Regions from separate parts of the Homo sapiens genome. Here region 1 is linked to region 2. Evidence: read pairs that join two places in POLR2A ChIA-PET (ENCODE). Cell type or tissue: PC-9. All regions are shown on one strand. Links, peaks and the distances in the headings refer to the core of each region. The heading gives the core; the rest is flanking DNA.

The links. ChIA-PET counts read pairs that join two places held together with the same protein. Peaks named below come from ENCODE experiments on the same cell type or tissue, not always from the same donor. Only the 100,000 strongest peaks of a DNase experiment are listed, where the experiment ranks them.
Region 1: POLR2A ChIA-PET joins it to region 2 with 6 read pairs; 2 of 35 experiments call an interaction of 5 or more read pairs at or near these places.

What each region holds. Positions count from the first base shown.
Region 1 is chr4:82,390,646-82,400,686 of GRCh38, forward strand. No RefSeq gene overlaps it. Among named protein-coding and RNA genes, the nearest start is that of HNRNPD-DT, 21 kb to the left of the region's middle. In PC-9, for the core only: no CTCF peak of the experiment used is centred there; a DNase peak (open chromatin) is centred at 4,416; H3K27ac peaks cover 1,703 bases.
Region 2 is chr4:82,783,447-82,787,446 of GRCh38, forward strand. The region is part of intron 1 of SCD5 (stearoyl-CoA desaturase 5); the gene reads right to left. Among named protein-coding and RNA genes, the nearest start is that of SCD5, 13 kb to the right of the region's middle. In PC-9, for the core only: no CTCF peak of the experiment used is centred there; DNase peaks (open chromatin) are centred at 2,035 and 2,365; H3K4me3 peaks cover 878 bases; H3K27ac peaks cover 2,815 bases.

The sequences.
Region 1 (10,041 bases), core at 2,691-6,690, 390 kb before region 2:
TTAAATTACAGGTTCATTGCAACAGGCGATTCACATTCTCCAAGCCTGCCTTGTATAATATGTGGCAACCGGCTATCCAGCAAAGCCATGAAACCTTCAAAACTTCTTTGCCACATGGAGACCAAGCACCCTGCACTAAAAGACAAGCCTTTGGATTTTTTTTTTTTTTTTTTTGAGAGGGAGTCTCCCTCTGTCACCCAGGCTGGAGTGCATTGGCACAATCTCGGCTCACTGTAACATCCGCCTCTCGTGGTCAAGTGATTCTCCTCCTCAGCCTCCCGAGTAACTGGGATTACAGGCACACGCCACCACGCCCAGCTAATTTTTGTATTTTTAGTAGAGACGGGGTTTCACCATGTTGGCCAGGCTGGTCTCGAACTCCTGACCTCAGGTGATCCACCCACCTTGGCTTCCCAAAGTGCTGGGATTACAGGCATGAGCCACCGCGCCCGGCCAGCCTTTGGCATTTTTTCAAAAGAAAAAAACAGGCCTGGTGCGGTGGCTCATGCCTGTAATTCCAGCACTTTGGGAGGCTGAGGCAGGTGGATCATCTGAGGTCAGGAGTTCAAGACCAGCCTGGCCAACATGGCGAAACCCTGTCTCTACTAAAAAATACAAAAATTAGCCAGGTGTGGTGGTGGGCGCCTGTAATCCCAGCTTCTTAGGAGGCTGAGGCAGGGAGAATTGCCTGAACCCGGGAGGCTGAGGTTGCAGTGAGCTAAGATCATGCCACTGCACTCCAGCCTGGGCAACAGAGCGAGACTCCATCTCAGAAAAAAAAAAAAAGAAAAAAAGTGAACACAAAGAACAAAAGCAATTATTGAAGGCCACCACTTCATCAAATGTGTCTGCACTGAGAGCATCATTCTTAGTGGCTAACCACATTGCAAAAGCTAAGAAGCCCTTTGCTATTGGTGAAGAGTTGATCCTGCCTCCTGCTAAAGACATTTGCCGTTAGTTTTTAGGAGAGGCTGCAGAGGCACTAGATGAATTGATGAAATAGCAGAGGATATTGAGGCACGATTGTCAAGATTAGTGAGTCACCATGGTATGCCATCCAGATTGATGAGTCTACTGATATTGACAACAAGGCAACAATGCTTGTTTTTGTGTGATATTTTTTCAGGAGGATGTGCATGAGAATATGTTATATGCACTTTTGTTGCCAACCAACACCACAGCTGCAGAACTATTCAAGTCTTTGAATAATTACATATCAGGAAAACTGAATTGGTCATCTTGTGTTGGTATATGCATGGACTGAGCGGCTGCCATGACTGGAGAGCTTTCTGGTTTCACTACTTGGGTGAAAGAGATCACCTTTTTTTTTTTTTTTTTTTTTTTGAGATGGAGTTTCACTGTTGTTGCCCAAGCTGGAGTGCAATGGCCTGACCTCGGCTCACTGCAACCTCTGCCTCCCAGATTCAAGCGATTCTCCTGCCTTAGCCTCCCTAGTAGCTGGGATTACAGGCATGCACCACCATGCCCTGCTAATTTCGTATTTTTAGTAGAGATGAGGTTTCTCCATGTTGGTCAGGATGATCTCGAACTCCCGACCTCAGGTGATCCACCCGCCTTGGCCTCCCAAAGTGCTGGGAATTCAGGCATTAGCCACCGTCCCCAGCCATGAGGTCACTTCTGAATATGAGTCTACACACTGTGTCATCCATAGAGAAATGCTGGCTAGCCAAAAAATGTCACCTGAACTTAACAACGTTTTGCAGGATGTGATTAAAATTATCAGCCACATTAAAGTACATGCCCTTAACTCATCTGTTCATGCAGGTCTGCAAGGAGACGGATGCAGAGCACACACGTCTTCTCTTATACACAGAGGTGAGATGGATTTCTAAAGGTAGCTCACTGGCCAGAGTTTTTGGGTTACAAGAGCTGCTCCAGGTATTTCTTTTAGAAAAACGATCACCACTGGCAGCACATTTCAGTGACACAGAATGGGTCACAAAACTTGTTTACTTGTGTGACATATCAACCTGGTCAACAAACTCAATCTGTCACTTCAGGGGAAAACGACAACTTTGTTCAAGTCAGCAGATAAGGTGGCTGCATTCAAAACCAAACTGGAATTATGGGGCCGACAAGTGAACATTGGGATTTCTGACACGTTTCAAACATTAGCAGAGATTTTGAAAGAGGCTGAGCCAGGGCCTTCTTTCTCCCAGCTGGTGCGTAATCACCTCTCTCAGCTTTCAAAAGAGTTTGAGGCCAGGCGCGGTGGCTCACACCTGTAATCCCAGAACTTTCAGAGGCTGAGGCAGGCAGATCACCTGAGTTCAGGAGTTCGAGACCAGCCTGGCCAACATTGTGAAATCCTATCTCTACTAAAAATACAAAAATTAGCTGGGTGTGTTGGTGCGTGCCTGTAGGCCTAGCTACTCAGGAGGCTGAGGCAGGAGAATCACTTGAACCTAGGAGGCAGAGATTGCAATGAGCTGAGATTGCACCACTGTACTCCAGCCTGGGCGATTTCCACTTCTTGGCTATTATGAATAATGCTACTATGAACATTCATGTACAGGTTTTTGTGTAGACTTTCATTTTTCTTGTAGCTCTGTGAGGAGATGGATGCAGAGCATCCATGTATAATAATTTGGCCTCGTCCCTGGTTCCTGGGGAGAGACTCTAAATCCTTGTAATATCTGAAGTAATAGGAGTATCTTTGTTTTTCATGAGACTCTCAGATCACACCTGAGTTTACACTAATGAGGTGATGGAGCAAGATTCTGTCTCAAACATAAACAAACAAACAAAAAGGAAAAAAAAAACAGTATGTTTGAGTCAACTTCAAATCTCCATATGTTCTGGATTAAAGTCAAGGTGGATTATCCTGAGATTGCCACAAAAGTACTGGAAAGCCTGCTTCCATTTCCAGCGTCCTATCTTTGTGAAGCAGGGTTTTCTGCAGTGACAGCAACCAGAACGAGATTACGGAGTAGACTGGACATAAGCAACACACTTCGGGTGTCACTGTCCCTGGTGCCAAAAAGGTTGGGGATCGCTGCTGTAGACCATAGATCACTTTCCAGCTAAAGGCTCAGGAAGATGGCATACCTCCCTGTGGGCTACAGCAGAGACCAAGGCTGCCTTCATGCTCTTCCTCAGGAAGTTGCCAACATCACTACATCATTCAGTTCACAAACAGTTCATTGTGACCTCTTGTGTGTTGCAAACAGCATGATAGGCCTAGCACATAGTATAGCCCATCTCTTCTTCCTGGGTTTAAGTCAGTCTCCTTCTACTGTCTACCACTGTGTTATATTATTTTGTACTATATATATTTTTTTTGAGACAGAATCTTGCTATGTTGCCCAGGCTTGTCTTGTACTCTTGGGCTCAAGGGGTCCTCCTGCTTTAGGTCCCCAGTAGCTGAGATAAGAGGACCATACCCAGTTTATGTATTCTCATTTTTACTTTAAAAGTATTTTATTTATTTTATTTTATTTTTGAGACAGGGCCACTCCTATCATCCAGGCTGGAGTGAAGTGGCTTAATCACGTTTTACTGCAGCCTCAACTTCCCAGGTTCAGGAAACTCTCCCACCTCAGCCTCCTGAGTAGCTGGGGCTACAGGTGTGTGCCACCATGCCAGGATAATTTTTGTAGAAGCAGAGTCCCACTCTGTGGCCCAGGTTGGTCTTGAATTCCCAGGCTCAAGCAATCTTCCCACCTTGGCCTCCCAAAGTGTTGGGATTATAGGTGTCAGCCACCACACCAGACCTAAAATAATTTTAAAACACACAAGTACTATATGAATACAATTTAATTCTAAAAATCCAGACACACAGAAATATATACAGTAACAAAAGAGAGTCCTCTACACTCCACCCCCAAGCACTTTCACTCTGAAAATAGGCATATAAAGTTTAGAGTGTTACCACCATTCCTGAATTCTGCCACCAAGATCTTCTGGTCAGCTTTCTCTGTTTCTCTGTTTCTCTGTTTCTCTCTCTCTCTTTCTCTCTCTCTTTCCCTCTCTCTTTCCAATCTCTCTCTCTTTAAGAGACAGAGTCTCACTCCATAGGCTCAGCTGGAGTGTAGTAGCGCAATCATGGTTCACTGTAGTCTACATTTCTGACCACCTTCACTTCTGACCTACCGGCTATAAGTTTGGAAGCTCCCACATCCCCTTAAGGTCTGATAATTCACTAGAATGACACAGAACTCAGGAAAGCTCTATATTTGTGATTACGATTTTATTATAAAGGATACGTATCAGAACCAGCCAAATGAAGAGACACATGGGGAGAGGTCGGGGAGGGTCCCAAACACAGAGCTGCTGTGCTGTCTCTGGATGTGTCACCTTCTTGACACACTGACGTGTTCATAAACCAGGAAGCTCCACTGAGGTTCAGTATTCAGTATTGGTGTTCCATTAAGTAGGCATGATTAATTGAATCAACAGCCACAGGAATGGACTCAGACTCTTCCCCTCCCAGGACACTGGGTGATATCACATGCCTCAAAGCCCCAACTCTGTAATCACATGATCAGCCCCCTTCCTGAAGCTTTCTAAGGTGCCCAGCATGAGTCACCTCAGTGTAAACTCAGGTGTGATCTGAGAGCCTCATGAAAAACAAAGATACTCCTATTACTTCGGAAATTACAAGGATTTAGAGTCTCTCCCCAGGAACCACGGATGAGGCCAAATTCTCTATTATACAACAATAACCAAGAAAAATGAAAGTCTACACAGAAACCCGTGCATGAATGTTCATAGTAGCATTTATTCATAATAGCCAAGAAGTGGAAATAATCCACATGTCCATCAGCTAATGAATGGATAAGTAAAATAAGCTATATTCATATGTCTTGGAGGCCTCCAAGCTCACCCCTGTATTTGATGAGAGGACCCACAGGATGTAGTCATAGTCATGGTTAAGGTTTATAGCAGCAAAAGGATACAAAGCAAAATCAACTAAGGGCAAAGTCAAGAGGAAGCCAGGCACAGGCTTCCCAAGAGTCCTCTCCCAGTGGAGTCACCCAGGATGAGATTAAATCCCCCAGCAATGAATTGTAATAATTTGTGAAATGGTGTCTGCCAGGGAAACTCATTCGTGACTCAATGCCTAAGATTTTTATTGGGAGCTGATCATGTAGGCACCCTCTGCGTAGCATGTACCAAGATTGCAGACTCTAGGCGGAAAACAGGTGGATAGCACAAACCAGAGTTCATACAAATAGTTAAGGCAGAATAAACCATCCATATCAGTTAGGGAATGGTGGAAATCTCCCCAAATTCAAGGTCCCAGACACCAGTCAAGGGCCAATCTGGTAAGCAGGCTTCTCTTTTTATTTATTGATTGATTGATTTACTTATTTATTTATTTATTTATTTTTGAGATGGAGTCTCGCTCCCTCCCCCAGGCTTGAGTGCAGTGGTGCGATCTCGGCTCACTGCAAGCTCCGCCTCCCGGGTTCACGCCATTCTCCTGCCTCAGCCTCCCGAGTAGCTGGGACTTCAGGCGCCCGCCACCACACCCGGCTAATTTTTTGTATTTTTAGTAGAGACGGGGTTTCACCGTGCTAGCCAGGATGGTCTCGATCTCCTGACCTTGTGATCCGCCCCCTCGGCCTCTCAAAGTGCTGGGATTACAGGCGTGAGCCACCGCGCCCGGCCGGCCGTAAGCAGGCTTTTCTAAGGATAGCAGTCTCCAGCCTGCTGTGTTCATGCTTTTTTTTTCACACCATAGGATAGACTATTATTCAGTGATAAAAAGGAATAAAGTACTGATATGTACTCCAACATGGATGAAGCGGGGAACATCACGTTAAGTGAAAAAGCCAGTAACACAAGGCCACATATTGTATGATTCCATGTATATTAAATGCCCGGAAGCAAACCTATAAAGACGGAACAGACAGTAGTGGTTGCCTAGGGCTGGGACGTCAGAGAGAAATAAGGAGCAATTGCTAATAGGTAAAGAATTTCTTTTTGGGGCTATACAAATGTTCTGAAATTCATTGCAGTAATGGGTACACAGCTTTGTCAATACACTAAAAACCATACAATTTTACTCTTTAAATAAATTAATTGCATGAAATGTGAATTATAGCTCAAAAAAGCTGTTAAAAATAAAGAATGTGGCCGGGTGCGGTGACTCACGCCTGTAATCCCAGCACTTTGAGAGGGCGAGGCGGGTGGATCATGAGGTCAAGAGATTGAGACCATCCTGGCCAACATGATGAAACCCTGTCTCTACTAAAAATACAACAACAACAACAACAACAAAAAATTAGCTGAGTGTGATGGCGCGCGCCTGTAGTCCCAGCTACTCAGGAGGCTGAGGCAGGAGAATTGCTTGAACCCGGGAGGCAGAGGTTGCAGTGAGCCAAGATCACGCCACTGCACTCCAGCCTGGCGACAGAGCGAGACTCCGTCTTTAAATAAGTAAATAAATAAATAAAGGGGCCGGGCGCAGTGTTCATGCCTGTAATCCCAGCACTTTGGGAGGCCAAGGCAGGCAGATTACCTGACGTCAGGAGTTCGAGACTAGCCTGGCCAACACGGCAAAACCCCGCCTCTATCAGAAAATACAAAAATTAGCTGGGCGCGATGTCATGTGCCTGTGGTGCCAGCTACTCAGAGGCTGAGGCAAGAGAATCGCTTGAACCCAGGAGGCAGAGGTCGCAGTGAGCTGAGATCGCGCCACTGCACTCTAGCCTGGGCAACAGAGCGAGACACTGTCCCCACACCCTCCAAAAAACAAAAAAATAAAGAAAGAAAGAAAGAAGAGAAGCAGTTGCTCATTTTAGTATGTGCCTTTTTTTTTTTTTTTTTTTTTGCCTTTAGGAATATAAATTCAAGAATATTTGTAAGCAAAAAGGAAGAATAAAATCCCAAACGAGAATGTAGTTAGCTGAGGTATTATACTTCTTGGGTGAGCTTATAGAAATCTTCAATTGGATTATATAATTTTTATTCATAAAGTTTATATTTCCAAATGTTGAATCAGCTGTTGATTTTAAGCAATGTGTGTCACAACTGCTAATGACAGGAGTCACATCAGTGCTAGAAGAGAAAAAATGCACATATGTATTTGTGCTAATAGTTGTTATGCATGCCTCTATCCTTTTTTCTATACAATATACTGTACTACTAGCTAACATTAAAAGTCCTCCTTTAGAACAAAATATAGTAAATTAATAAGTCCCCAGAGGCCGGGCGTGGTAGCTCATATCTGTAATCCCAGCACTTTGGGAGGCCCAGGCAGGCAGATAACTTGAGCTCAGGAGTTCGAGACCAGCCCAGCCAACATGGGAAAACCCTGTCCCTACTAAAAATACAGAAATTAGGCTGGGCACAGTGGCTCACACTTGTAATCCCAGTACTTTGGGAGGCAGAGGCAGGCAGATCACAAGGTCAGGAGTTTGAGACCAGCCTGACCAACACAATGAAACCCCGTCTCTACTAAAAATACAAAAATTAGCTGGGTGTGGTAGCGGGCACCTGTAATCCCAGCTACTTGGGAGGCTGAGGCAGGAGAATCGCTTGTACCTGGGAGGTAGAGGTTCCAGTGAGCCAAGATCGCGCCTCTGCACTCCAGCCTGGGCAACAGAGCTAGACTCCATCTCAAAAAAAAAAAAATTAGCTGGGCATGGTGGTGGACACCTATAATCCCAGCTACTTGGGAGTTTGAGGTGGGAGAATAGCTTGAACCAGGTAAGCAGAGGTTGTAGTGAGCTGAGATCATGCCACTGCACTCCAGCCTGGGCAACAAACCAAGACGCTGTCTCAGAAAAAAAAAAAAAAAAGTCCCCAGAGACTTTAGCCATCTTAGCAGATCACCCTTGTGAACCCAAAAGGAAAGTGGAAATATGAGTTTTGAGTAGGTAAATTGATCTGCTGACATTACCAGCCCAGCATTCTCCAGGCTCTCCATTTCATGAAGAAAGACCTAGCCTTCCCTCTTGATGCTCACAGCAGAACTGCTGGGTAGGTTCTCCTATACACAAACTTCTGGGCATTCTTTTCTTCCCTTTGTTTCAGAAGTACCATTGTATATCCTTCACTGGCTCTGTGCTATATCCAAAGCAGTTTTTTCTGTTTCATTTTCCTGTGAAAAAAATTAAATTCCCGGTTTTTTGTTCTTTCTAACATCCCCCTTCTGCAACAGTCTCTTTATGACCCCAGATTCCCACAGCACTTTTTTTTTAATCCCAGCTATTTCTCCACATATCCAAAAATTATTTCTACCAACTGCTTCCCATTTTCTTAGTGCATGTCTTCCAGCTGTTGGCTTACCAAGAGAGATTTAGATAAACTAAAATACATTAAATATGTATATGATTGATATGCTCTTTAACTTTCTATTTTTAACTAAATTTCTATTTACCTTTTTTTTTTTTTTTTTTTAGACGGACCCTCGCTCTGTCCCCCAGGCTGGAGTGCAGTGGTGCGATCTCTGCTCACTGCAAGCTCCGCCTCCCAGGTTCACGCCATTCTCCTGCCTCAGCCTCCCAAGTAGCTGGGACTACAGGCGCCCGCCACCACGCTTAGCTAATTTTTTGTATTTTTTTAGTAGAGACGGGGTTTCACTGTGTCAGCCAGGATGGTGTCAATCTCCTGAGCTCATGATCTGCCTGCCTCAGCCTCCCAAAGTGTGGGATTATAGGCATGAGCTACCATGCCCGGCTGAGTAATATCTATTTTTAAGTTACTTATTTTTAAAATAAAAATGTCACATTGTAGAAAATTCATAAAATATGGGTTTTTTCCTTTTCTTTTGTCCTTTTTTTTTAATTGCTACTAAAAAGTAGTTCTCACCATTGTTTAAGTTTGAAAAATGCCCACACTTAATTATTTCTTTCTTTCTTTTTCTTTTTTTTTGAGTTGGGGTCGCCCAGGCTGGAGTACAGTGCCATGATCTCCCCATGATCTCCGCTCACTGCAACCTCTGCCTCCTGGGCTCAACCAATTTGCCAACCTCAACCTCCCAAGTAGCTGGGACCACAAGCGTGCACTGCCACACCTGGCTAATTTTTTGTATTTTGTATTTTTCACAGAGATGGGTTTCACTGTGTTGCCCAGGTTGGCCTCAAACTCCTGGGCTCAAGCGATCTGCCCGCCTTGGCCTCCCAAAGTGGCTGGGATTACAGGCATGAGCCACCACTCTAGGCCAAACAATTATTTCAATTATTCTTCCTGAGTAGAAAGTGAATGAGCAAATATTTGTGATACCTAACAGTCATTTCAGGAAGTCTAAAGATATTTGAAGGATAAAAAACATCTTAACATTTTTATTATTCTGAATTTAGGGCCTAATATAAAGGCAGAATGAAGAAGAATTGTCAGAAGATATAAGGTATGAACAGAAATTATAATTTTTAAAATCCAAGACCTCCGGGCACGGTGGCTCACACCGGTAATCCCAGCACTTTGGGAGGCTGAGGCGGGCGGGTCACTTGAGGTCAGGAGCTGGAGACCAGCCTGCCAACAGGGTGAAACCCCGTCTCTACTAAAAATACAAAAATTAGCCGGGTGTGGTGGTGCGCCCAGTGGTGTAATCCCAGCTACTTGGGGGGCCAAGGCAGGAGAATCACTTAAATCCGGGAGGTGGAGGTTGCCGTGAACCCAAATTGTGCCACTGCACAATTTGTGCCTGGTCAACAAAGGGAGACTCCGTCTCAAATTAAAAAAATAAAATTTATCTGGGCATGGCGGCACATGCTGGTAGCTCCAGCTACTGGAGAGGCTGAGGTGGGAGGATGGCTTGAACCTAGGAGGTCAAGGCTGCAGTGAGTGGAGACTGTACCACTGCATTCCAGCCTGGGTGACAGAGCGAGACCCTATCAAAACAAACAAAAACTCCAAAAGACAGTTATAGTTATTATACGTATTTAAAAACCACGTCAGTAGGGAACAGTTATTACTAGGAACTTAACTGAAAAGTGAGGAATTTTTGGTCAAAATTATTCCAGAGTATGCCAAGAAGTCTAGAGAATTAATAGAGTATTTTGGTGTTTCAAAAGGATAGCTGTTATCTGGTCACAGACTAACTTAGTCATTTTCCAAAAAGAAAATCCA
Region 2 (4,000 bases), core at 1-4,000:
TGTGCAGTAGAGAATATCAAAAGTAAATTTCCAGATTTTTTACTCAGGAAGGCCAGATTTAAAAAGGAAAAAAATTGGCCAGGCGCGGTGGCTCACACCTGTAATCCCAGCACTTTGGGAGGCCGAGGTGGGCGGATCACCTGAGGTCGGAGGTCGAGACCAGCCTGACCAACATGGAGAAACCCCATCTCTACGAAAATAACAAAATTAGCTGGGCGTGGCAGCGCATGCCTGTAATCCCAGCTACTTGGCAGGCTGAGGCAGGAGAATCGCTTGAACCTAGGAGGCGGAGGTTGCAGTGAGCCGAGATCGCACCATTGCACTCCAGCCTGGGCAACAAGAGTGAAACTCTGTCTCAAAAAAAAAAAAAGGAAAAAAATTAAAATTAAAAAAAAGAAAAAGATTTTTTAAAAGAAAGAAAGAAATGTCCAGATTTTGATAACTGTGCTGTGGTTATATTCTTGTTCTCAGAAAATATACACTAAAATATTTAGAGATAAAAGGACAGAATGTCTCCAATTTATTCTTAAATGGTTCAGAAAAAAATATATAGATTCTATACATACACACGTATATAACGTATATACATACACAGAGGAAATGATAAAGCAAATGAGGCAAGATGTCAGCTGGCGAATCTGGATAGAGTCTACGGGAGATCCTGATACTATTCTTAACAACTGTTCTATGAGCTTGAAATTACACATCACAGTAAAATGGTTTCAAAGAAAAAAAATCCCCAGGTGCATGTGAGGCAGCGGTAACAGTTCTCTTTACCTTTGTATATGTTTCACACTTTCTATAATTTAAAAAAATTACCTATACAACGCTTCAGGTGATGGTTTGAGTGACGCTGACCCCAGGCTAGCCCGAGAACCTAGACACAATATACAGCCTCATGGGAAAATGAATTGTGAGTGACGAGTACACCTAAATCTGCAGTGCCATCTTCTACATCATATTCCCAACCCCTAACACCAAAAAGAAATAGCTTCGCAATTTTATCTTTATGGTGTTATTTTTCTCTGATGATAAAATTAATATCAATTCTTTTTGGGGGGAGGAAATCGTATACAACAGCAATTGTAAACCAGAAAATAAAATCACATTTTAGATACACATTGCTTCTACTGCAAAAGGAGTTTCTATTCAGACAAGTGAGTGAAAGCCCCAGAATTTAGACAGTGCTGTAATACCTTTCTTTACATGGTTTCGGGACATAACTTTAAGCCAGAATAACAGACTGTTTTTTTTTAAGTTCTCATTAAACTAGAACCGTGAAAGGGATAGAAGCTGAAGATTATACGGATTATGTAAGAAGAGGATGCAAATGCAGAGGTGATATTAAAAATATCTGACAACCCACAGGGCACCAGCTAATCAAAACCAGTCAGAACAGATGCAGATTTAAGCCCTGCAGCTGGGCCAGGCAATAACCCTTTAGCTCCTGGATTGTTGGCGATTCCAGGAGTACCAGGGAAGGCAGCAGCTATTCACTATTTCAACATTTTAACAACTAGTAGAGCCACAGTGGAGCACACTAATGGAAGCCCAGCTCTGTCTGTAGGGAATATTAGCTCTAATAGCTGTGACTTCTTCCAGTTCTCATGGGAGCTCTGCCAAGTAAAGTGCAGATCTCATCTATACTCACAGGGTAGTGGCTTCGCTCACCACCCCCCATCCCCCCAGCTCCAGATGATGCTGTAGGAAACCAGAATATGCCGCTCCAAAATACACTACTCTGGCATAAGGATTATTTTGAGCTGAAAGCAATTGAAAAGAAGCAGATACAAGAAGAGCTCTCTGCCCTCCCCTTATTTGCCTAAAAGCAGGACACAGATTTACAAAGGCAAAAGGGTCTTCCTCCCCTCTTTATAAGGAAAAGCAAAGGATGACCATGCAAGACAAAGTTAGACCCCTAGCAGCTTTAAGACATCAAAGGAATCTACATAACAAGCCTTACTAACCACCCTTTATCAATTTGCCTTCCCTCCAGACTCAAAGTCCTTTTCGTTTGTCCTGTCACTTCCTTATAAATTTACTGTTCTTTGTTGAAAATCGTATGTAAGCCTGAATGCAAAGTCACCTCCTTGAGAATTACTCGTTTCCTGGTTACCTCCCATGTATACCTGAGGTATATATGTCAATAAATTTCGATTTGTTTTTCTCTTGCTAGTCTGTCTTTTGCTGCAGGGGGTCTTTCCCTGCTAAAAATGACAAGGGGTGGAGAGAAAATTATTTTTTCTCCCTCTACAGAGTCTACAGTAATTTGAGTATAGCTAAAAAATGCTAATGACTCACCCACTCTTCAATTGCTACACAGCCAAACAATGGATGTGGGGGTGAGAGGTGGAAGGGGGAGATATGTAGGCATTATTCACACTTCCTAACAAATATCTCCTTTTGCTAACAGAGACGCCAGGGCAAAACAAATGTTTCTGGGGACACTCAAGTGAGTCATAGGCTGAGAACAGAGATGAGCTTTATTGTAACCATCTGCAAAAGCTTCTTACGAACCTATTAGAGGGGTGGGTTGATAAACTATTCCACGGGACAATTACATTTTAGAAATTCATTTTTTTAAGAAAGAAATTCATTTCTAACTTCATGCATGGAAGTTTGAAAGTAAGAATATTTTCCATTATCTACCCCTGCCTAAAGAATAGTAAGTTGGTTAGGGTACTGGGGGAAATTACAGCTGTTCCTTTCAGTTATGAAAGGGAGAAGGGTAGAGACCTGGTCTTTGTTTTCTTACACAACGGGTGGCCCAGGCTGTAAGTGATTAATTACTTGCTTAATAAATGCTTTTTGATGTTAAGGAGGAGGGTGCTATTAGAGACGGCCTTTCCAATTTAGGTCATAGGCTGCATTTGTAAGCCACTGTCTCTTCAGAGAACCAAGCTAAAACCAACACAGCCCAAATAGCCAAGTGTGTGACAATCTTGATAGAATAGGTAGTGATATAGGAAGAAAATAAATTTAAACCTGATTTCTAAACTCTATTCATGTCTTGTTTCATTTTCAAGCTCATTGATATTTGATGTTTTTTCTCTATTTAAGAGGCAATCTTCGGCCAGGCGCAGTGGCTCATGCTTGTAATGCCAGCACTTTGGGAAGCCGAGGTGGGCGGATCACCTGAGTTCAGGAGTTCGAGACCAGCCTGGCCAACATGGTGAAACTACTAAAAATATAAAAATTAGCTCGGCATGGTGGTGCATGTCTGTAGTCCCAGTTACTGGGGAGGCTGAGGCAGGAGAATCGCTTGAACCCAGAAGGCAGAGGTTGCAGTGAGCCGAGATCACACCATTGCACTCCAGCCTGGGGGACAAGAGCGAGACTTTGCCTTAAAAAAAAAAAAAAAAAAACAAGGCAATCTTCAAAAACTTCCCAATAGCCACCAGGAGCAACGTAGATCAAGCACTTACCTTAAGTAGGCATTGTACATGCCTTGTTTGACTGAAAGGTTTTACACAATGGCTATGCCACAGTCCCGCTCTACACATTTTTCTGACATCTGCCCTTTAAAATAAGGTTTTCCGTCCACTCCGGCCAAAAGCTATTGTTTTGTTTCACACAGTTAGCTCCCTCCTCCTAAGCAAGATCTTTGTTCCTAGATTGTTTGTGCAAATAAAAAGTACCTGCTGTGTGAGGTTAAGTGAGGATGCACTGGCCTTATAAATGCTCCCTTTTGAAGCAAAATCTGAGGCAAGAGAACAGAAATCCTGTTAGGACTTCATCAGTGAGATTCTGTGTCACTTGAAAGATGTGGAAAATGACCAACCAAGAAAACGATCAGTCTGGGGAAAGTATGTCACCATGGAGAATCTTGGTAAAGAACACATTCTAAGTCACTGGTTTTCCCTTTTTTTTTTTTTCTTTTAATTCAGTTCCAGGAACCCTCCCACAAGGGTGTTTAAAAATTCCCTGTGCCCAGAGTAACCTACCGCTCTACTGGGAAGAGCACACTGAAATGTAAAACACAGGAGCCAGACCTTTCCAG